2 separate regions of the Homo sapiens genome follow, and region 2 is linked to region 1. Evidence: chromatin contacts called from ENCODE Hi-C data. All regions are on one chromosome and are shown on one strand. The core of a region is the stretch at or near the end of the contact, and the rest is flanking DNA. Distances in the headings are between cores, read along the strand shown. Region 1 has its middle 24 kb from the start of ACKR3. Region 2 overlaps RAMP1 (receptor activity modifying protein 1).

What was found. A loop is a pair of places that touch in the nucleus more often than their neighbours do. Pooled maps may share reads with other maps.
Region 2: a loop to region 1 is called in a map with no recorded cell type, with 3 times the contacts of the local background. The contact joins two enhancer-like sites. A Hi-C loop is called at or near these places in 3 of 37 single-sample maps with no recorded cell type and 2 of 50 pooled maps.

What each region holds. Positions count from the first base shown.
Region 1 is chr2:236,544,547-236,547,517 of GRCh38, reverse strand. It overlaps a transcript of ACKR3 not described here. Among named protein-coding and RNA genes, the nearest start is that of ACKR3, 24 kb to the left of the region's middle. RefSeq lists enhancers at 1,096-1,145, 2,266-2,395. Within about 2 kb of position 1,562, at least 7 of the 41 ENCODE cell types and tissues checked have a DNase peak (open chromatin) inside an H3K27ac peak, as active enhancers do.
Region 2 is chr2:237,897,175-237,900,145 of GRCh38, reverse strand. All of the region lies in intron 2 of RAMP1 (receptor activity modifying protein 1), which reads right to left. Among named protein-coding and RNA genes, the nearest start is that of RAMP1, 39 kb to the right of the region's middle. RefSeq lists enhancers at 984-1,093, 1,174-1,223, 1,191-2,971. Within about 2 kb of position 1,430, at least 29 of the 41 ENCODE cell types and tissues checked have a DNase peak (open chromatin) inside an H3K27ac peak, as active enhancers do.

The DNA of each region.
Region 1 (2,971 bases), core at 313-2,812:
AAAAAAATGGTCTGATATGCAAGAAGGAAACGTGAACAAAGAAAATAATCTGCTTGTCGGTAAATCCAAACCAACTTTATACATATATTTGTGGAGCCTATTCTTTTGTGTATAAAGAATATACATTCTTTGACAGATAAGCCTAGAGATAAATTTGCCTCTCTAAAGAACATTTCTCAGTTAGGACCTGAACTTCCATAAGTATACTAACACTTTTATACTGTAGGACTTGAAATATGTTAAAAAGCAAGAAGAAAAAAACAAGAATAATATTTGTAAACAGTCATTAGCTCTCTATAAAGAGGCTCTGGGCAACTTTTATTTCCTTCTTCACACTGTACTAGGTTTTCTGCAGTTTCTAGAATCATTATTGCTGAGGTCTCACAACCACCTGTCATCATGACAATGTGTGTCTATGGACAGGGGTGATGGATGCCATCTAAGACAGGTGGAATAAGAAGTCTCCACCAACCTCCAACTCTCTGACTCTAGAGTCAATGCTGCTGAAGCCCGACAAGAGAGGATGTACTGTTCAGGGGAAGACAAAAGTCACAGGGCCAATGCTGCATTGATTTACAGTGGGAACAACCACCTCCAAGGCCAGCCCCTTTCTCTCCCTGTAGGCAGCTCTTAGAGAGAAGCCAAAACATAGTGAGAACATGCTTTCACTGGGGTGGATTCAGAGCAAAGGAAGTGGGCTAAGTGAGCCTCCTGCATAACGGTCACAGGAAACACAGCCTCCTTGCCCTTCCTGCCAGTGGGCTGGGTCGCCCAGTCCCCTGAACGAGGCTCCCCATCCCCAGGCAGGGTCTGGATGGCACTGCCCACATCTGTTTGCCTCTGGTGCTCTGCGCACTCTCTGCTGCCCAGGTTCTCCAACCCTCTCTTCCTGTAGTGAGTAAAGCTTCAGGCAGGAGGGTGGTCACGTCTGGCAGGCCTGAGCGCCCTCTCCACGGTGACTGGCTGTCTGCTCATCTTTGGATGTTACAATTTAAATCTCAGAGCACACTCTGATACCTGTAAATTTAATTTATCATTATAACCACCAAAAACTGACAACAAATTTTATTAAATTTATAGTGGAAAAGTATCTATGTAGTAAAAATCACAATGTGAACTAGCCCTGCCCTTGTGGAGAGAGATGGACTCAGAGAGACAGAGGGGGAACTTCATTGATCACTGAAGTCAAGAGGTGTGTGTCAGTGAGTGGGCCCTGAGAAGCCGTCCTTCCAGAAGGAGGCCTCAAAGAGGTCCTTTTCCCCCAGGGGCACACCTGTCATCAAAGTACCCATTGTGCCTACAACGATGTAAAAAATCATCTTCCTATCACAAATTCAACAAACTTAGCTAATTATCTAGCTTCTCCTGGGACCAAGAATCGTTAGAAAGAAAATTCTGGTACGGGAGCAAAACATCGCATCGTTGGTGCTTCACAACTCACAAAACGTGGTCCTGTATTTTCTCCAGGAATACATGCAATGAGTCTCTGAAAAGGAAGCAAAACTTACAGTGGTGAAACGTGGCCCCTCCTTTGTAGTCGTGCTGAGAAACAGAGAACAGCTGTCCACAACTTCATTTCCTTTCTCGCAGACTTTAAAGTTGGGGCTTTTCAATTCTCATTACGCCGTATGTTTTCGGTGTGTGAAATTCAACAATGATACACTAAACCAGGCAAATAATTTAATAAATAAACATGACTTCTCTTTCTAATAATATAAATTTATTTGGCTTGGAAAACACAGTGAGCTCTCCCCATAAGAACTGTAAAGTATATTCCCAGGGGTTTTATTTTACATCCCCAGATAGAAGAGATTCCGTGTCATATACCATGAAATCGTAGTGTTTCATAACCAAGTTGTAAAGTGCAGCACTGAAAGTTGATTTTGTCCGTCTGCCACACTTTTATTGACGATTTGATACACTCATTCTTCCCCGGAGCCCTAATATTTTGTGCACTCTTCTTGCCATACCTTGAACATCATCGTCTAAACATTGATTGGCTGCCTGTGGCACTCTGGCTCCCAGATCCTGGGGTGTAGCATGTGTCTTTCCTACAGACATCTGCACAAATGCGGAAGAAATGTCAAATAGAAACCCTGAGTTTCTACGTGATGTGACTTTGAGACGGTAAATGAAGCGGAAAGCCTGGGTGTTGTCTTCTTAGGCAGGGTGACAGAAGGAGGGCTCTGGATCCCAGCAGAGGGGGCATTTCAGACCCGTGAGTGAGCCCACCAGGCACGAACTCTCAAACTCCCTTGGGCGACAGAGCCCCTGGAAGTCAGGGCGTTTGTCTCACATCCTTCAGTTGCTAGAAACAGAAGCCCTCCCAGCCACATGGAAGCTTCTAAAGATGACGAAGGCACAGAAAGGACCCGGGGTGTCCCACAGAATCCAAGGGCAGTGAAGGCGAATACCCTGAGTGACTATAGTGAACAAGCATGCCCGGCAGCCCCAAGATATCAGGCTCCTTGGGGGCCATGTGTCTTCCCCACCTCTGCTCTGCCCTGGTTGCCAGCCACCACCTGTGGACCAGAGTTCTCCTCTTTGGAGTGAAAACTAGTGGCCTGAGTTTTCTACAAATATATCCAAGTGTCCCCAATTAAAAGCAAACCAACAAACTCCATATTCTGTCTTCTATATTATGTTATACTTTCTAAGATTCTAAAACAATTGCCTGCACTCCGTGTCTCTACTTTCTCCCAAATCTAGCCCACATCTCTCTCCCAAGCACAAAACCTGGTACCTCGAATTCCTGGTCTGAGCCAGTCATTATCCCCCTGACCCCACTTTTCCTTTTATTCCCTCAGCTCGGTTACAAGACCACCATCCATCCAGGGGCTCAGCCCAGAATCCCGGGGACCGTCTTCATTCTGCCTTCGTCTTCAACATCTGCTCGTCCCTATTCCCATCGACTCAGGCCTTCAGGCATCTCTCCAGCCTGCCCTGAGCTCTCCAACCCAAGCTACGAGCC
Region 2 (2,971 bases), core at 181-2,680, 1.4 Mb before region 1:
ACAGAAAAGAAAAAGAAGAAGTATAAGAGATTAATACGTAAAAAAGGTTTGTTAAAAATTGGAAAATCCTCAGTGAATTGGGATACTTTTTGGTTAAATTATAAACTATCAAATATCGACTTAAAAAGGAGGAATTCCAAGAAGAAAAATGGCAAATGTTATTAAAGAATTGCTGTTTCAAAAGGCACTAGATCCCAGGCAGTTCTTTCAAATTCTTTTTTTTTCTTTTTAATTGAGACAGGTTCTCACTATGTTGCTCAGGCTGGTCTCAAACTCCTGGGCTCAAGCGATCCTCCCACCTCGGCCTTCCAAAGTGCTGGGATTACAGGTGTGGGAGGCGTGAGCCACTGCAAATTCTTAAAGTGAAAGAAAAAGATGTGCAGCTTCCCAGTTCATTTAAAAAAGTTAACAAACCCTGATCCCAAGCCTCTTGAGATGGCATGACATGCGTCTCAACGCATGCGCACACGGACGGAACAGATGCCCTTCGCTTCCACCTATAAATAGACACTCAAGTCCCCTACCCAATGCTAACAAACTTCATCTAGCCACATAGCATATTTTATTTAAAGGAGGGCTAATTTCAGGAATGCTTTAAACCTGTTACTACAAAATCACACTTTAATACACCATGGGAAAAAAATGTACCGTCATTTTAATACGCATTGAGAAGGCATTTGAGAAAACTCAATATTCTTTTCTGATTTTAAAAAAGCCACAACCTTGAAAACACAGAAAGAAGCTATTTTCTTCATGTGATAAAAATCTCTCTCTCGGCCAGGTGCAGTGGCTCACGCCTGTAATCTCAGCACTTTGGGAGGCCGAGGCGGGCGGGTCACCTGAGGTCAGGAGTTCGCGACCAGCCTGGGCAACACGGTGAAACCCCATCTCTACTAAAATACAAAAAATTAGCTGGGTGTGGCAGCGTGTGCCTGTAGTCCCAGCTACTCAGGAGGCTGAGGCAGGAGAATTGCTTGAACCCGGGAGGCGGAGGTTGCAGCGAGCGGAGATCATGCCACTGCACTCCAGCATGGGTGACAGAGTGTGACCCAGTCTCAAAGAAAAAAAAAAAATCACTGTCTCAAACCAATAGCATGCACCCCATTTAGGACTGGAACACAGTGGCATTTTCGTGGCAGCCAGCAACAGGCTTATTTCGCATTTAGGCAGCCAGGGCTGGCTTCTCCCTTGTGGTTTCTGCCTTTGGTGTCAGGGCTCACACCCAGGATTCTGTGAATAGCGGGACCTTTCCAAAGCAGGGAGGGGCTGGCCACTTACTGCGCCACTTCCTCTGTTGACAGAGAGCCACGCTGTGGCCTGGCCTGGCGTGCGTCAGGTGTGGAGCAAGCACAGGGCCAGCTTGTCTTTAAGAGGCCTCAGCCCGGGCCCTGGGGATGTGAAAGCCCACGCAGTGTAGCTTCCCACCTACGTCTGCGTGTGTGAGCTCGGGAGCCTGGCTTCCTGTCTCACTTCTGCCCAGCACTGCTGGAGGCAGCAGAGAACTGGGCACCTTTTGTTTTTCTTGACACTGGGGAAATGTATAAGGAAGTCTTGTTAACTGTTTGATGAAAAGCACTTCAGCACACTGTGCTGGCCTGGGAAATGTGTGCTGGGCCAGCAGGCTCTGAGCCAGCTGTGCACACCTGGAACTCCTACGGGTGAGTGGCTGCTCCCATCCCCCTGGGACTGGCAGCACGCGTGAGGGAAAGACGGATATTGTACTATCAAACCCTTCCTAAATCAGGCTGGTCAGAGAGTACAATCAAACTAGGGAAAAGGCCAAGCATTAGAAGTCCTATGTACCTGTGCCAGCCCAGGGATGCCTACACATTTGACCTACTGCATTGCTGAGACAGGAATGCTTTGAAATAAGTGTCATCACTGCATGCAAATGAATATGTTAAACAGGAATTTTCCCCAGGCTCTGACTATGGTTTATCTATTTAAGTTGTATTAACAGGGACTTCTGACATCTTAGCAAAGCCATTTTCCCAACAGCATAAGGGGAAATGCCAACTCCATCCCTTTCCAAAGAATTACAGCATCTGGCCAGGCACAGTGGTTCCCGCCTGCAATCCCAGCACTGTGGGAGGCTGAGGAGGGTGGATCACCTGAGGTCAGGAGTTTGAGACCAGCCTGGCCAACATGGTGAAACCCAGTCTCTACTAAAAATACAAAAATTAGCTGGGCGTGGTGGTGCACGCCTGTGGTCCCATCTACTCAGGAGGCTGAGGCAGGAGAATGGCTTGAACTCGGGAGGTGGAGGTTGCAGTGAGCTGAGGTTGCACCACTGCACTCCAGCCTGGGAGAAAGAGCGAGACCCCATCTCAAAAAACAAACAAACAAACAAAAAACAAAACCCCCCCCCAAAAAACCAAAACAAACAAAAAAAGAAGAATGACAGCATCCACGAGAGCATGTGTTTCTGAGGTTTCCACTAAGACACGTGGATCTGTAAACAAGAAGCCTCACCATAGGCTTCTTGCAAATACTTCGCCAAATCATGGAAGCCAATTCCATTCCACACCTTTGTTACCAGCTAAATATTGCACTTTACCACTGACTAGGTGCTTGCTGAACAAGGAGGACAAAGGCCTCTCTCTTGCAGGAAAAGGAACAACATGAATAACGCACCAAAGAAAGAATCTTGGGAGGGTTCAAGGAAACAGGAGGAAGACAGATGAAACGGGGCTCAGTGTTCTCGCTGCTGTGGAGGAGGCCACAATTCCTCCTGCAACACTCGCAGTGACTGTAGAGCATGCTGATGAAGCCGGAGAAAATGGCCAGCCCTCTCTGCACGTTGAGCAGGGAAGGCAGACACGGGACCACCTGTGGCCTTATTCTCACCTCCCCTCGCTCATGGCCTGTCTGGGCCTCAGGCTCTGTCCTGTCCCATGTCATCTGCTCTTTCAGTCTCCCTCTTTCCTGGCCTGAAGTGAAGCTGGTTCTCCCATTCCTGGGATGGAGGCTG